2 separate regions of the Homo sapiens genome follow, and region 1 is linked to region 2. The links are chromatin loops, found by intact Hi-C in ENCODE. Cell type or tissue: heart right ventricle. All regions are shown on one strand. Each heading gives the region's core, and the rest is flanking DNA. Links, peaks and the distances in the headings are about the cores only. Region 1 overlaps ACSM5 (acyl-CoA synthetase medium chain family member 5). Region 2 overlaps LOC105371120 (a long non-coding RNA gene).

Region 1 (8,569 bases), core at 435-8,434, 150 kb before region 2:
TCCCCTTCCTTTCCTTTGTTTCCTACTTGAAGTCTTGCCCTGTAGCCCAGGCTGCAGTGCAGTGGCACAATCTTGCAATCTCATCCTGTAGCCCAGGCTTGAGTGCAGTGGTGCAATCTCACAGCCTCGCCCTATAGCCCAGGCTGGAGTGCAGTGGCACAATCTCAGCTCACTGCAACCTCTGCCTCCCAGGTTTAAGCAATTCGCCTGCCTCAGCCTCCCGAGTAGCTGGAATTACAGGCATGCACCACCACACCCAGCTAATTTTTTTGTCTTTAGTAGAGACAGGTTTTCACTATGTTGGCCAGCTGGTCTCGAATTCCAGACCTCAAGTGATCCACCCACCTCAGCCTCCCACAGTGCTGGGATTATAGGGATGAGCCACCACACCCGGCCTAGCCCTTCACTTTCTACCCTCAGTGATTCCTGAGCACAAAGAGTATTCATGTGTTCTCTTGTCCTAAAAACCACAGCCAGTGGCCCTGTGCCCACCCTCCTGCTTTCAACTATGCTTTCTAGACCCCCTTCTAAGGATGGTGGTGGGTGACTGCCCTTAACCATTGGCTGGCAGCTTGATTCCAATCAAAAGAGGGAAATCCCACAACTAAACAGGGCCATAACTCCCTGTCCATTGGGGAACTCTGGGCAGCCGGGACTTTAGGAACTGCTGAACTTTCTGTTGAGTGGTCTCCAGCTTCCTACAGGGGGCTACTGGGGCAGTAACTGGCCTTAGCAGTTGTTCCCAGAGGGTCCTTCACGGGTTGTCTTTGTCTTTCAGGACAATCCTGAGAAGACAGCTGCATCAGAACAAGGGGACTTTTACATCACAGGGGACCGAGCTCGCATGGACAAGGATGGCTACTTTTGGTTCATGGGAAGAAACGACGATGTGATCAATTCTTCAAGGTCAAGCTGTCTGCACTTTCCTCCTTCCTTTGAAATTTCATGGGGGTTGAGGGAAGCCCACTTGGAAGAGTTTGTTTTTCCCTTCCAGCTACCGGATCGGGCCTGTTGAAGTGGAAAGTGCCCTGGCAGAGCATCCTGCTGTCCTGGAGTCGGCTGTGGTCAGCAGCCCAGACCCCATCAGGGGAGAGGTAACCAGTGCACCCAAGAACATGGCCTCCTGCTTCTGTACCTATTAGCACCCAGCAGAACAAGCAGGAAGGCTCAGATTGTCCTGTATTTCACCTCCATCCTTGTGCCACAAAGTTGAAATGCCACCATCAGACACACGTTGCCTTCATGTCTTTAGAGATACAATTACTCTCTAAAGGGACATAATGGGAAAACACCAACACTTTGCTTTTAAATGGACACAACTACATCCCAGAGAGGCTGGCTATGGGGCAGGAGATCTTGGGGGAGGTGCAGGCTCTGTTATCCATCCTGTCTAATAAAAAGTCTTTTCTATTTGCAGATGAGGACATAGCAAGCACACCAGTAATAGTTGCTGATGGCTGTAACCTAAGAGGGATAGAATATGTATCCAAAATGACCTACATATACCAGAAAGATGGGCCAAATTTAATAAGCTGGGCTTTCATAGGAGAAATCCTTTTTTTTTTTTGAGATGGAGTCTTGCTGTGTTGTCCAGGCTGAAGTGCAGTGGCATGATCTTGGCTCACTGCAACCTCCGCCTCCCAGGTTCAAGTGATCTTCCTGCCCCAGCACCCCCCCCAGTAGCTGGGATTACAGGCACATGTCACCACACCTGGCTAATTTTTGTATTTTTAGTAGAGACAGGGTTTTGCCTTGTTGGCCAGGCTGGAGGTCTTAAACTCCTGACCTTAGGTGATCCACCCACCCCGGCTCCCAAAGTGCTGGGATTACAGGCGTGAGTCACCGTGCCCGGCTAGGAGAAATCTTTCTGTGGGTCCCAGAGGAATGCATATTATGGGAAAGATCAGCTAACAGGCAGACTTAGGTACTTTTCACTGGCTTACATCCAACATAATCCTAAAGCACAACAGTTACCTTTTGAAAGTTAGTGCAACATTAGCCTGCATTCTCAGAAGCATCAAGACCACAGGAGAGATTCTCAAAGTCTGGTTCTTGGACTGCTTGCAACTGTATCATCTGAGATTCTTGTTTAAAATATAGATTTGTAGACCTAAAGTCAGACTTACCAAATCATGATTACTGGGAATGCAGCCCAGAGAATCTGCATTTTAGCCAGCCATTCTTGGCCAAGTGATTCCCCTCTAAAATCCAAAGCCATTAATGTATAATAAGGGAGGTGTGGAGTCCCATTGATGTGCTGAAGAAATCATACCTCAAACGTATGCCTAGTTCTGCATGCCGTGAGTTAACTGGGACTGTGACAAATGGCTGTGTGCTCAAACTTAATCCATGTATGGTGCTTAGAACTGAGTCTGGTGTGTAGAAAGTGCCCAACACATAAGCCGGACACGGTGGCTCATGTCTGTAATCCCAGCACTTTGGGAGGCCGAGGCGGGTGGATCACGAGGTCAGGAGATCGAGATCATCCTGGCTAACACAGTGAAACCCCATCTCTACTAAAAATACTAAAAATTAGCCAGGCGTGGCGGTGGGCGCCTATAATCCCAGCTACTCGGGAGGCTGAGGCAGGAGAATGGCGTGAACCCAGGAGGCAGAGCTTGCAGTGAGCCGAGATCACCTCACTGAGCTCCAGCCTGGGCGACAGGGTGAGACTCTGTCTTAAAAAAAAAAAAAAAAAAAAAAAAGTGTCCAACAAATGTTTCGTAGTTACAGTAGTAAGAGTAAGAGGAAGCTCTTTCTAAAAGCATATCTGTCTGAACATGAAATGATAGTGGCCTTCCTCCCTGTGGGAAGTATGCAAGGACAGTGAGCTACCCCTTTAATAGAATACTGTTAACAGATAGGAATGCTGGAATTAATAAGCATCCAAGTGACCTTCCATTCCTAACAGAAACTATGTTTGTTGTGCTTGAGTCTGGGACACTTCCTCCTGCCTGGCATAAGACAGCCTGCAGGAAAGTTGTGGGCAGAGAGACCCAAGATGCAGAATGTCCCTCGGGATGTCTGGAACAGAAGTGGTGCAGTTCAGGGTCTGCTGATTGCAAATGTTCATCCACGCAGACCCCCAAAGACCTAGTTCCCCTTGCAAGTGCCTGCATTTTCCTCAATCCCACCTGTTCAAACTCATGCCTACCTACCTTTCTCATTAGGAAAATCTGGAAGAAAATGGCCCTAGGAGTTTATGAACCTCTTTTCTCCAAAATATTTGCTTCTTAAGAGAAGCGATGTTGGCTTCAAATGGTGTCATTCCAAGTATGGGGAGTAATTTGAGAAAGAGGTAGGAGTTTGAAATCATCCCAGAAAGGTCAATCCTCCTAATAGTCACACCTGGAAGGGCCAGCAAAAGAAAAATTGATGTTGTTTGTGTCATTGGCTGTGCCCAAAAAAAACTAGTAGAACTTTCATGGTGCAAAGGTAAATGTAGGCACTTATTCAAGCCTCACTTAAGGAGAAAAGAGTTGTTATACGAGGCCTGATCTTTTCTGGGTATTTTGTTTTCCTGCAGGTGGTAAAGGCATTTATAGTCCTTACTCCAGCCTACTCCTCTCATGACCCAGAGGCACTAACGCGGGAACTCCAGGAGCATGTGAAAAGGGTGACTGCTCCATACAAATACCCCAGGAAGGTAAATATCAGGGTTTCCAGGGCACAGTGATCTGGGAATCAGATGGGCACGCTCTGCCTGGGCTCCCACTCAGAGCCAGGCCCTGTGCCAGGCACTGGGGATATGGAGAAACTTGTAACCCTGGCTGCTGCTTCAGCTTTTTTCTGTATTTCTTCACTTGGATTCTCCCCAAAGCACATTTTGTTCCTACTCTAAGAACAGCCTGATCCCTACCACAAATCAGATACAAGAGGTAGTGCTCAAATGCTGTCAAAATGATCCTGTGCTCCAGGCTCCAGCTGTTTTGCTTCTGGCCATTTAGGGGGAAACCCTGAATCAGGGACGCTTTCCAAGGACAGGCAGACAGTATTGTCTCTTTCAAAACAAAAGTCTTTTTGAGAAATGATGATTTCCAAGTGTTTTTTGTTTTGTGTTTGGTCACTAGGTGGCCTTTGTTTCAGAACTGCCAAAGACGGTTTCTGGAAAGATCCAAAGGAGTAAATTGCGAAGTCAGGAGTGGGGGAAATGAGGTGCACCCCAGGAAGGCCCCGTAGACCTCCGAAGACTCCACAAGAAACTAATGGATCACTGGTCAGTCCCCATGGGGAGCATCATCTCTTCGACCCTAAAGATGTCAAAGGTGTGCAGCTTCCAAACGGCATCCCCAGGATCACTGGGCAATGCTGGAAAGAGCAAAAGAATATCATTGGCCCTGATCACATAGATGCTGCGCCGCCTAGCAAATGCTTGGTGGTTCGACTTCTCCCTCTGTCTGGGGGCAGGCTCAGCATCTGCCCACTGGTCTCACTAAGAGCTTTCAGATTTCCCTCCATAGGACAGGTTACCATAGACTTGGGGCACTTGTGGGTACTCATTTTCTGCCAGTGGGAATGTAAAGGCTTCATCCTTTGTATGTAACCATTTGGCAAAAGTATGCAGGAACATAAAATAAAATATCCTTTAGCTCAGAAATTCTATCTTCGGGAGTCACCACAAAAGAAAAAAATCAAAATGCAGAAAATGTGTGGTGCACTAAGATGATCACACAGCATTAAAACTAAAAAAAAAAAAGAAAAAATTAACAATTAACATCCAAACAACAAGGAAATGATTAACAAAATTGTAGTAGATTAACTCAATTACATATGATGTAGCCACTAAAATATTTGAGAGCAGTTTAGTATGTCTTGGGAAAAGTGTAAGCTATATTAATTTTAAAAATCAGAGCAAAAATATTCATACTGGAGAATCCCAACTCTGAAAAATAAAGGGAAAACTGTGGTTAATTGTAATCCTCCTGGAGATTGAGGAGGGAGGGAGAGAAAATAATGGATGGTAGTTTTTCTTCTTCCTTTTTCCATTACATTTCTGTATTTTCCAAGTTTTTGTACGAAGCACATACAACTATTTTAATGAAAAAGTTATGTTAAAGAAAGCACACTCTGCTTCATGTCTAGTTCTTCCTCCACATACTCATACATCATCCCCAAAGACTGCTGTATTATGTCTGTATTAGTCAGCATTCTCCAGAGAAAGAGAAGCAATAGGACATATTTAGACACAGGAGAGGGGATTTATGATGGGAATTGGCTCACTCGATTTTGGAGGCTGAGAAGTTCCACAATCTGCCATCTGCATGCTGGAGACCCAGGAAACCCCGTGGTATAATTCCATCTGAGTCCAAAGACCTGAAAACCAGAAGAGCCAATGTTATAACTCCCTGTCCGAGTGCAAAGGATCGAGAACCAGGAGCTTCACCGTCTGAGGACAAGAAAACACAGATGTTCTAGCCCAAAAGGAAGGAGCAAATTCCTCTTTTCTCCTTTTTCTCCTCTTCATGCCCTAATGGATTGGATGATGCCTGCCCACGTGGGTGAGGGCAGATTTTCTTAGTCTATGGCTCTATCTCTAATATCACCTGGAAACACCTCCCAGAGACACCCAAAAGTAATGTTCACAGCTATCTGGGGACTCTTAACCCAGTCAAGTTGACACCTAACATTAACCGTCACAATGTCTTATCCAGGAGGGGCATAAAGACGTGCAGCCACAGCTCAGGCCTGCAAACAGGAAAGGGTGGTTCTGGGAGCAACCCTGGAGGAAAAGCAGCAGATGGAAACTGAAGCAATCCCAGTGCTGCTGACCCCACCCCCAGCACCTCCACACCCTCCAGGGAAAATTCAGTGAGCACCTACTCAGTACTGAGCTCTGAGACTGCAGTGATACACCAAAGCCAGCCTAGTCCCTACCTATGTGAGTTTTCTGGGGCTGCCATAACAAAGTACAACAGACTGCGCCATTTAAACAACAGAAATTAATGTCCTCACCGTTGTGGAGGCTGGAGGTCTAGGATCAGGGGTTGGCAAGGTTGGTTTCATTCTGAGGATGTTTCCTTGGTTTGTAGATCGCCGTCTTCTCCCTCTGTCTTCACGTGGTCTTTCTTCTGTGCATGTGTGTCTGGGGCCCAATCTCCTCTTCTTCTAAGGACACCTATCATGTCAGATTGGATTAGGGCCCACCCTCATGACCTCACTTTAACTTAATCACCTCTTTAAAAACCTTGTCTCCAAAGACAGTCACAATCTGAGGTACTGGGAGGAACTGGGGTATCTGGGGTTAGGACTTCAACATAAGAATTTGGGGAAACACATTTCAGCCCAAATCCTTGTGGAGTTTAGTCTAGTAGGAAGGTCATTATTACTTATCACAGAATAATGCAAGTAAATGTACAATTGTAATGCCATGAAGAAAAGAATACATTTAAGACACAGACTGGAGGAACTGATCAAGACTCAGGGGACTGAGGGTATCAGGGAGGCTTCTATAAGAAAGTCCCTGGACTGGGTGCAGTGGCTGATGTCTGTAATCCCAGCACTTTGGGAGGCTGAGGCGGGTGGATCACCAGAGGTCAGGAGTTCGAGACCTGCCTGGCCAACATGGTGAAACCTCGTCTCTACTAAAAATACAAAAATTAGTCGGGTGTGGTGGTGTGCACCTGTAATTCCAGCTGCTCGGGAGGCTGAGGCAAGAGAATTGCTTGAACCCGGGAGGCAGAGATTGCAGTGAGCTGAGATCACGCCACTGCACTCCAGCCTAGGTGACAGAATGAGACTTCATAAATCGGCTCTGTCTAGGCAGTGGGCAAGGCGAACCCACTGAGCAGTTACAATTCCCTTCCATCAAGCCCACCTGCTGGCTTTATCAGCAGCCTTTTGTCATACACAGGCTGGAGGTGAGTGAAGCTCCAAAGTCAAGTTGGGATTACTTCTGAGCATGTCATGTAACACCCTCTCATTAAACGGTGGTTATCTGTTACCCTGGTCTCCACTTGGAGCTTCAGCCAAGATTCTGAGACAACAGAGGAAGTCCCATTTAACATTCTCTTTCATGGGTGTCATAGCTCATTGCTATTGCTTATTATTTTAGGTTTGTTTTGCCTGTCTTTCCTAGTAGATTGTGGACTCTTCTAGATCATAGGCTAGATGATAGTCTTGTCCGTCTTCCCAGTGCCAATATCAGGACCTGCTGCCTAGTAGGTATCAGTAAATAGTCATTGAATGAATGAATGAATGAATGAATGAATGAAAAATAAGATACTAATTGAGGGGAATAAGCAGCTGAAGAGGCGTCAAGCAAGAATTACACCTGAAGACCGTTCACCTCTTTTTTCTTTCCAAATGAATATATCTGTTTATTTTCTTGAGTGCTGAAAAATTCTTAATAGAAACCTAACAGTTCTATCTTGTACACAGGCAGGTGACTTTCCCTCTCTAGGCCTCTTTTTCCACATCTCTATATTGGGGGCTGGAGTGTAATACTAGACCTACTTTCCCCAGCCTTTCCATTGCTGTGGACTCCTTTCTATCATTCTGCCATCATGTTTGGAAAGATTTTCTCTCAAAGTTCATACTTCTTCCAATCCACTATGTCCATCAGAATTTGAGGTGGTGTCAGCTTTTATTGGGTAATGACGCTTGTATGTTAGCTATTAATTTTATTTTATTTTTCTTGTTTCAGTTTTTATCTTGGTTTTGATAAATAATCCTTAGCTAGAAAGGGCCCAACCTCCTATTGTGCAATGTGGTAAATCACAGCAACAACTTTTGGTTTTTTTCTTTTTAGAGGGAGTCTCACTCTGTCACTCAGGTTGGAGTGAAGTGACATGGTCTCGGCTCACTGCAACCTCCTCCTCCCGGGTTCAAGTGATTCTCCTGCCTCAGCCTCCCGAGTAGCTGGGACTACAGGCATGCGCCACCATGCCCAGCTAATTTTTTTATTTTTAGTAGAGATGGGGTTTCACCATGTTGGCCAGACTGGTCTCAAACTCCTGATCTCAAGTGATCCACCCACCTAGGCTTCCCAAAGTGCTGGGATTACAGGCGTGAGCCACCGTGTCCAGCCTCACAAGCAACATCTTTAAGGTAAGGAGAGAATCAAGGAAGTCCAAGATATGCCAAGATGGGAACACTGATCCTTTCATTTCAGGGTTTCTGCCTGAGAATCCACAGCTCACCTTATACACTTCCAGTAATGAAGAGGATTATGAGGGTGGTGGTGGTGATGATGATGATAGTAAACCACTACCACTGGTTGAGCTCTTTCTTAACTGTTGAACTTCAGTGTGGGCTTACTAGACATTATCTCATTTAAGCCCCGCAAAAAGCAATAAAGTAGGTATCTTTCATTCATCCCTTCATTTAGCAAAAAATGATTCTATTCCTACTCTGTACCCAGCACAGTTCTAGGCACTGAGGATACAGCAGTGAATGAAAGAGACAGAAACCCCTGACTTCTGGAAATGGCAACCTTGTGAAAAGAGGGATAACAAACAAAGAACTATTAGGTTGGTACAAAAGCAATTGCGGTTTTTGCCATTCCTTTTGATGGTAAAAACCGCAATTACTTTTGCACAAATCTAATTTTAAAAATTAGAGTATGTCGGAC
Region 2 (8,569 bases), core at 299-8,298:
AACACCTACATCCTCAGTGTCTGAATTGAAAAATATGAGAAAATGAGAAACAAATGCAGGTTTTGGTGGTATCGGGCCTGGCATTCGAATCCCAGCTCTGCCACTTACAGCTGTGCAAGTTTGGATGAGTGACTCCATCTTTCTGAGCCTCAGATCTCTCTTCTGTAAAATGGGGATCACCAGGCGATTGTTTCTGTCTCAGGGCCTTTGAACCTGCTCTTCTGTCTCTGGGACAGTGTCCTCCCCGACCCCCACATCTGCACAGCTCGCTCCCTCACCTTTCGGTTTGCTCAAACGTGGTCCTCGCAAACCCCTTCCTGGCTACCCTATTTAAAATCCTGCACCACCATTCCGTAGTCCCTATTCACTACTTGTACTTTATTTTCCTCCTTAGCACTGACACTGTCCGACATACTCTAATTTTTAAAATTAGATTTGTGCAAAAGTAATTGCGGTTTTTACCATCAAAAGGAATGGCAAAAACCGCAATTGCTTTTGTACCAACCTAATAGTTCTTTGTTTGTTATCCCTCTTTTCACAAGGTTGCCATTTCCAGAAGTCAGGGGTTTCTGTCTCTTTCATTCACTGCTGTATCCTCAGTGCCTAGAACTGTGCTGGGTACAGAGTAGGAATAGAATCATTTTTTGCTAAATGAAGGGATGAATGAAAGATACCTACTTTATTGCTTTTTGCGGGGCTTAAATGAGATAATGTCTAGTAAGCCCACACTGAAGTTCAACAGTTAAGAAAGAGCTCAACCAGTGGTAGTGGTTTACTATCATCATCATCACCACCACCACCCTCATAATCCTCTTCATTACTGGAAGTGTATAAGGTGAGCTGTGGATTCTCAGGCAGAAACCCTGAAATGAAAGGATCAGTGTTCCCATCTTGGCATATCTTGGACTTCCTTGATTCTCTCCTTACCTTAAAGATGTTGCTTGTGAGGCTGGACACGGTGGCTCACGCCTGTAATCCCAGCACTTTGGGAAGCCTAGGTGGGTGGATCACTTGAGATCAGGAGTTTGAGACCAGTCTGGCCAACATGGTGAAACCCCATCTCTACTAAAAATAAAAAAATTAGCTGGGCATGGTGGCGCATGCCTGTAGTCCCAGCTACTCGGGAGGCTGAGGCAGGAGAATCACTTGAACCCGGGAGGAGGAGGTTGCAGTGAGCCGAGACCATGTCACTTCACTCCAACCTGAGTGACAGAGTGAGACTCCCTCTAAAAAGAAAAAAACCAAAAGTTGTTGCTGTGATTTACCACATTGCACAATAGGAGGTTGGGCCCTTTCTAGCTAAGGATTATTTATCAAAACCAAGATAAAAACTGAAACAAGAAAAATAAAATAAAATTAATAGCTAACATACAAGCGTCATTACCCAATAAAAGCTGACACCACCTCAAATTCTGATGGACATAGTGGATTGGAAGAAGTATGAACTTTGAGAGAAAATCTTTCCAAACATGATGGCAGAATGATAGAAAGGAGTCCACAGCAATGGAAAGGCTGGGGAAAGTAGGTCTAGTATTACACTCCAGCCCCCAATATAGAGATGTGGAAAAAGAGGCCTAGAGAGGGAAAGTCACCTGCCTGTGTACAAGATAGAACTGTTAGGTTTCTATTAAGAATTTTTCAGCACTCAAGAAAATAAACAGATATATTCATTTGGAAAGAAAAAAGAGGTGAACGGTCTTCAGGTGTAATTCTTGCTTGACGCCTCTTCAGCTGCTTATTCCCCTCAATTAGTATCTTATTTTTCATTCATTCATTCATTCATTCATTCATTCAATGACTATTTACTGATACCTACTAGGCAGCAGGTCCTGATATTGGCACTGGGAAGACGGACAAGACTATCATCTAGCCTATGATCTAGAAGAGTCCACAATCTACTAGGAAAGACAGGCAAAACAAACCTAAAATAATAAGCAATAGCAATGAGCTATGACACCCATGAAAGAGAATGTTAAATGGGACTTCCTCTGTTGTCTCAGAATCTTGGCTGAAGCTCCAAGTGGAGACCAGGGTAACAGATAACCACCGTTTAATGAGAGGGTGTTACATGACATGCTCAGAAGTAATCCCAACTTGACTTTGGAGCTTCACTCACCTCCAGCCTGTGTATGACAAAAGGCTGCTGATAAAGCCAGCAGGTGGGCTTGATGGAAGGGAATTGTAACTGCTCAGTGGGTTCGCCTTGCCCACTGCCTAGACAGAGCCGATTTATGAAGTCTCATTCTGTCACCTAGGCTGGAGTGCAGTGGCGTGATCTCAGCTCACTGCAATCTCTGCCTCCCGGGTTCAAGCAATTCTCTTGCCTCAGCCTCCCGAGCAGCTGGAATTACAGGTGCACACCACCACACCCGGCTAATTTTTGTATTTTTAGTAGAGACGAGGTTTCACCATGTTGGCCAGGCAGGTCTCGAACTCCTGACCTCTGGTGATCCACCCGCCTCAGCCTCCCAAAGTGCTGGGATTACAGACATCAGCCACTGCACCTAGTCCAGGGACTTTCTTATAGAAGCCTCCCTGATACCCTCAGTCCCCTGAGTCTTGATTAGTCCCCCCAGTCTATGTCTTAAATGTATCCTTTTCTTCATGGCATTACAATTGTACATTTATTTGCATTATTCTGTGATAAATAATAATGACCTTCCTACTAGACTAAACTCCACAAGGATTTGGGCTGAAATGTGTTTCCCCAAATTCTTATGTTGAAGTCCTAACCCCAGATACCCCAGTTCCTCCCAGTACCTCAGATTGTGACTGTCTTTGGAGACAAGGTTTTTAAAGAGGTGATTAAGTTAAAGTGAGGTCATGAGGGTGGGCCCTAATCCAATCTGACATGATAGGTGTCCTTAGAAGAAGAGGAGATTGGGCCCCAGACACACATGCACAGAAGAAAGACCATGTGAAGACAGAGGGAGAAGTCAGAGATCTACAAACCAAGGAAACATCCTCAGAATGAAACCAACCTTGCCAATCCCTGATCCTAGACCTCCAGCCTCCACAACGGTGAGGACATTAATTTCTGTTGTTTAAATGGCCCAGTCTGTTGTACTGTGTTATGGCAGCCCCAGAAAACTCACATAGGTAGGGACTAGGCTGGCTTTGGTGTATCACTGCAGTCTCAGAGCTCAGTACTGAGTAGGTGCTCACTGAATTTTCCCTGGAGGGTGTGGAGGTGCTGGGGGTGGGGTCAGCAGCACTGGGATTGCTTCAGTTTCCATCTGCTGCTTTTCCTCCAGGGTTGCTCCCAGAACCACCCTTTCCTGTTTGCAGGCCTGAGCTGTGGCTGCACGTCTTTATGCCCCTCCTGGATAAGACATTGTGACGGTTAATGTTAGGTGTCAACTTGACTGGGTTAAGAGTCCCCAGATAGCTGTGAACATTACTTCTGGGTGTCTCTGGGAGGTGTTTCCAGGTGATATTAGAGATAGAGCCATAGACTAAGAAAATCTGCCCTCACCCACGTGGGCAGGCATCATCCAATCCATTAGGGCATGAAGAGGAGAAAAAGGAGAAAAGAGGAATTTGCTCCTTCCTTTTGGGCTAGAACATCTGTGTTTTCTTGTCCTCAGGCGGTGAAGCTCCTGGTTCTCGATACTTTGCACTCGGACAGGGAGTTATAACATTGGCTCTTCTGGTTTTCAGGCCTTTGGACTCAGATGGAATTATACCACGGGGTTTCCTGGATCTCCAGCATGCAGATGGTAGATTGTGGAACTTCTCAGCCTCCAAAATCGAGTGAGCCAATTCCCATCATAAATCCCCTCTCCTATGTCTATATATGTCCTATTGCTTCTCCTTCTCTGGAGAATGCTGACTAATACAGACATAATACAGCAGTCTTTGGGGTTGATGTATGAGTATGTGGAGGAAGAACTAGACATGAAGCAGAGTATGCTTTCTTTAACATAACTTTTTCATTAAAATAGTTATATGTGCTTAGTACAAAAACTTGGAAAATACAGAAATGTAGTGAAAAAGGAAGAAGAAAAACTACCATGCATTATTTTCTCTCCCTCCCTCCTCAATCTCCAGGAAAATTACAATTAACTACAGTTTTCCCTTTATTTTTCAGAGTTGGGATTCTCCAGTATGCAAATATTTTTATTCTGATTTTTAAAATTAATATAGCTTACACTTTTCCCAAGACATACTAAACTGCTCTCAAATATTTTAGTGGCCACATCATATGTTATTGAGTTAATCTACTACAATTTTGTTAATCATTTCCTTGTTGTTTGGATGTTAATTGTTAATTTTTTTTTTTTTTTTAGTTTTAATGCTGTGTGATCATCTTAGTGCACCACACATTTTCTGCATTTTGATTTTTTCTTTTGTGGTGACTCCCAAAGGTAGAATTTCTGAGCTAAAGGATATTTTATTTTACGTTCCTGCATATTTTTACCAAATGGTTGCATACAAAGGATGAAAGCTTTACATTCCCACTGGCAGAGAATGAGTACCCACAAGTGCCCCAAGTCTATGGTAACCTGTCCTGTGGAGGGAAATCTGAAAGCTCTTAGTGAGACCAGTGGGCAGATGCTGAGCCTGCCCCCAGACAGAGGGAGAAGTCGAACCACCAAGCATTTGCTAGGCGGCGCAGCATCTATGTGGTCAGGGCCAGTGATATTCTTTTGCTCTTTCCGGCATTGCCCAGTGATCCTGGGGATGCCATTTGGAAGCTGCACACCTTTGACATCTTTAGGGTTGAAGAGATGATGCTCCCCATGGGGGCTGACCAGTGATCCATTAGTTTCTCGTGGACTCTTAGGAGGTCTACGGGGCCTTCCTGGGGTTGCACCTCATTTCCCCCACTCCTGACTTCGCAATTTACTCCTTTGGATCTTTCCAGAAACCGTCTTTGGCAGTTCTGAAACAAAGGCCACCTAGTGACCAAACACAAAACAAAAAACACTTGGAAATCATCATTTCTCAAAAAGACTTTTGTTTTGAAAGAGACAATACTGTCTGCCTGTCCTTGGAAAGCGTCCCTGATTCAGGGTTTCCCCCTAAATGGCCAGAAGCAAAACAGCTGGAGCCTGGAGCACAGGATCATTTTGACAGCATTTGAGCACTACCTCTTGTATCTGATTTGTGGTAGGGATCAGGCTGTTCTTAGAGCAGGAACAAAATGTGCTTTGAGGAGAACCCAAGTGAAGAAATACAGAAAAAAGCTGAAGCAGCAGCCAGGGTTACAAGTTTCTCCATATCCCCAGTGCCTGGCACAGGGCCTGGCTCTGAGTGGGAGCCCAGGCAGAGCGTGCCCATCTGATTGCCAGATCACTGTGCCCTGGAAACCCTGATGTTTACCTTCCTGGGGTATTTGTATGGAGCAGTCACCCTTTTCACATGCTCCTGGAGTTCCCGCATTAGTGCCTCTGGGTCATGAGAGGAGTAGGCTGGAGTAAGGACTATAAATGCCTTTACCACCTGCAGGAAAACAAAATACCCAGAAAAGATCAGGCCTCGTATAACAACTCTTTTCTCCTTAAGTGAGCCTTGAATAAGTGCCTACATTTACCTTTGCACCATGAAAGTTCTACTAGTTTTTTTTGGGCACAGCCAGTGACACAAACAACATCAATTTTTCTTTTGCTGGCCCTTCCAGGTGTGACTATTAGGAGGATTGACCTTTCTGGGATGATTTCAAACTCCTACCTATTTCTCAAATTACTCCCCATACTTGGAATGACACCATTTGAAGCCAACATCGCTTCTCTTAAGAAGCAAATATTTTGGAGAAAAGAGGTTCATAAATTCCTAGGGCCATTTTCTTCCAGATTTTCCTAATGAGAAAGGTAGGTAGGCATGAGTTTGAACAGGTGGGATTGAGGAAAATGCAGGCACTTGCAAGGGGAACTAGGTCTTTGGGGGTCTGCGTGGATGAACATTTGCAATCAGCAGACCCTGAACTGCACCACTTCTGTTCCAGACATCCCGAGGGACACTCTGCACCTTGGGTCTCTCTGCCCACAACTTTCCTGCAGGCTGTCTTATGCCAGGCAGGAGGAAGTGTCCCAGACTCAAGCACAACAAACATAGTTTCTGTTAGGAATGGAAGGTCACTTGGATGCTTATTAATTCCAGCATTCCTATCTGTTAACAGTATTCTATTAAAGGGGTAGCTCACTGTCCTTGCATACTTCCCACAGGGAGGAAGGCCACTATCATTTCATGTTCAGACAGATATGCTTTTAGAAAGAGCTTCCTCTTACTCTTACTACTGTAACTACGAAACATTTGTTGGACACTTTTTTTTTTTTTTTGAGACAGAGTCTCACCCTGTCGCCCAGGCTGGAGCTCAGTGAGGTGATCTCGGCTTACTGCAAGCTCTGCCTCCTGGGTTCACGCCATTCTCCTGCCTCAGCCTCCTGAGTAGCTGGGACTATAGGCGCCCACCGCCACGCCAGGCTAATTTTTAGTATTTTTAGTAGAGATGGGGTTTCACCGTGTTAGCCAGGATGGCCTCGATCTCCTGACCTCGTGATCCACCCGCCTCGGCCTCCCAAAGTGCTGGGATTACAGACGTGAGCCACCGTGTCCGGCTTATGTGTTGGGCACTTTCTACACACCAGACTCAGTTCTAAGCACTATACATGGATTAAGTTTGAGCACACAGCCATTTGTCACAGTCCCAGTTAACTCACGGCATGCAGAACTAGGCATACGTTTGAGGTAGATTTCTTCAGCACATCAATGGGACTCCACACCTCCCTTATTATACATTAATGGCTTTGGATTTTAGAGGGGAATCACTTGGCCAAGAATGGCTGGCTAAAATGCAGATTCTCTGGGCTGCATTCCCAGTCATCATGATTTGGTAAGTCTGACTTTAGGTCTACAAATCTATATTTTAAACAAGAATCTCTCAGATGATACAGTTGCAAGCAGCCCACGAACCAGACTTTGAGAATCTCTCCTGCGGTCCTGGTGCTTCTGAGAATGCAGGCTGATGTTGCACTAACTTTCAAAAGGTAACCGTTGTGCTTTAGGATTATGTTGGATGTAAGCCAGTGAAAAGTACCTAAGTCTGCCTGGAACCTGATCTTTCCCATAATATGCATTCTTCTGGGACCCACAGAAAGACCTCCTGGCCGGGCACGGTGACTCACACCTGTAATCCCAGCACTTTGGGAGGCCGGGGTGGGTGGATCACCTGAGGTCAGGAGTTTAAGACCTCCAGCCTGGCCAACAAGGCAAAACCCTGTCTCTACTAAAAATACAAAAATTAGCCAGGTGTGGTGACATGTGCCTGTAATCCCAGCTACTGGTGGGGGGGGCGCTGAGGCAGGAAGATCAGAAGATCACTTGAACCTGGGAGGCGGAGGTTGCAGTGAGCCAAGATCATGCCACTGCACTTCAGCCTGGACAACACAGCAAGACTCCATCTCAAAAAAAAAAAAGGATTTCTCCTATGAAAGCCCAGCTTATTAAATTTGGCCCATCTTTCTGGTATATGTAGGTCATTTTGGATACATATTCTATCCCTCTTAGGTTACAGCCATCAGCAACTATTACTGGTGTGCTTGCTATGTCCTCATCTGCAAATAGAAAAGACTTTTTATTAGACAGGATGGATAACAGAGCCTGCACCTCCCCCTAAGATCTCCTGCCCCATAGCCAGCCTCTCTGGGATGTAGTTGTGTCCATTTAAAAGCAAAGTGTTGGTGTTTTCCCATTATGTCCCTTTAGAGAGTAATCGTATCTCTAAAGACATGAAGGCAACGTGTGTCTGATGGTGGCATTTCAACTTTGTGGCACATGGATGGAGGTGAAATACAGGACAATCTGAGCCTTCCTGCTTGTTCTGCTGGGTGCTAATAGGTACAGAAGCAGGAGGCCATGTTCTTGGGTGCACTGGTTACCTCTCCCCTGATGGGGTCTGGGCTGCTGACCACAGCCGACTCCAGGACAGCAGGATGCTCTGCCAGGGCACTTTCTACTTCAACAGGCCCGATCTGGTAGCTGGAAGGGAAAAACAAACTCTTCCAAGTGGGCTTCCGTCAACCCCCATGAAACTTCAAAGGGAGGAGGAAAGTGCAGACAGCTTGACCTTGAAGAATTGATCACATCGTCGTTTCTTCCCATGAACCAAAAGTAGCCTTCCTTGTCCATGCGAGCTCGCTCCCCTGTGATATAAAAGCCCCCTTGTTCTGATGCAGCTGTCTTCTCAGGATTGTCCTGAAAGACAAAGACAACCCGTGAAGGACCCTCTGGGAACAACCGCTAAGGCCAGTTACTGCCCCAGTAGCCCCCTGTAGGAAGCTGGAGACCACTCAACAGAAAGTTCAGCAGTTCCTAAAGTCCCAGCTGCCCAGAGTTCCCCAATGGACAGGGAGCTATGGCCCTGTTTAGTTGTGGGATTTCCCTCTTTTGATTGGAATCAAGCTGCCAGCCAATGGTTAAGGGCAGCCACCCACCACCATCCTTAGAAGGGGGTCTAGAAAGCATAGTTGAAAGCAGGAGGGTGGGCACAGGGCCACTGGCTGTGGTTTTTAGGACAAGAGAACACATGAATACTCTTTGTGCTCAGGAATCACTGAGGGTAGAAAGT

The links. Hi-C counts contacts between places; a loop is a spot of excess contacts. Peaks named below come from ENCODE experiments on the same cell type or tissue, not always from the same donor. Only the 100,000 strongest peaks of a DNase experiment are listed, where the experiment ranks them.
Region 1: it touches region 2 in a loop (10-fold over the local background); 8 of 110 quality-filtered maps call a loop at or near these places.

The regions. Positions count from the first base shown.
Region 1 is chr16:20,436,274-20,444,842 of GRCh38, forward strand. ACSM5 (acyl-CoA synthetase medium chain family member 5) reads left to right here. Exons shown (of 14, transcript NM_017888.3): 11 at 779-906; 12 at 995-1,094; 13 at 3,527-3,646; 14 at 4,071-5,063. The coding sequence ends at 4,154. LOC105371119 (a long non-coding RNA gene) reads right to left here. Exons shown (of 4, transcript XR_007065019.1): 3 at 5,953-6,115; 4 at 5,120-5,313. Among named protein-coding and RNA genes, the nearest start is that of ACSM2A, 11 kb to the right of the region's middle. In heart right ventricle, for the core only: no CTCF peak of the experiment used is centred there; a DNase peak (open chromatin) is centred at 3,638.
Region 2 is chr16:20,582,642-20,591,210 of GRCh38, forward strand. LOC105371120 (a long non-coding RNA gene) reads left to right here. Exons shown (of 4, transcript XR_002957897.2): 3 at 2,859-3,021; 4 at 3,661-3,854. It also overlaps the pseudogene LOC112267906. Among named protein-coding and RNA genes, the nearest start is that of ACSM2B, 11 kb to the left of the region's middle. In heart right ventricle, for the core only: no CTCF peak of the experiment used is centred there; a DNase peak (open chromatin) is centred at 5,261.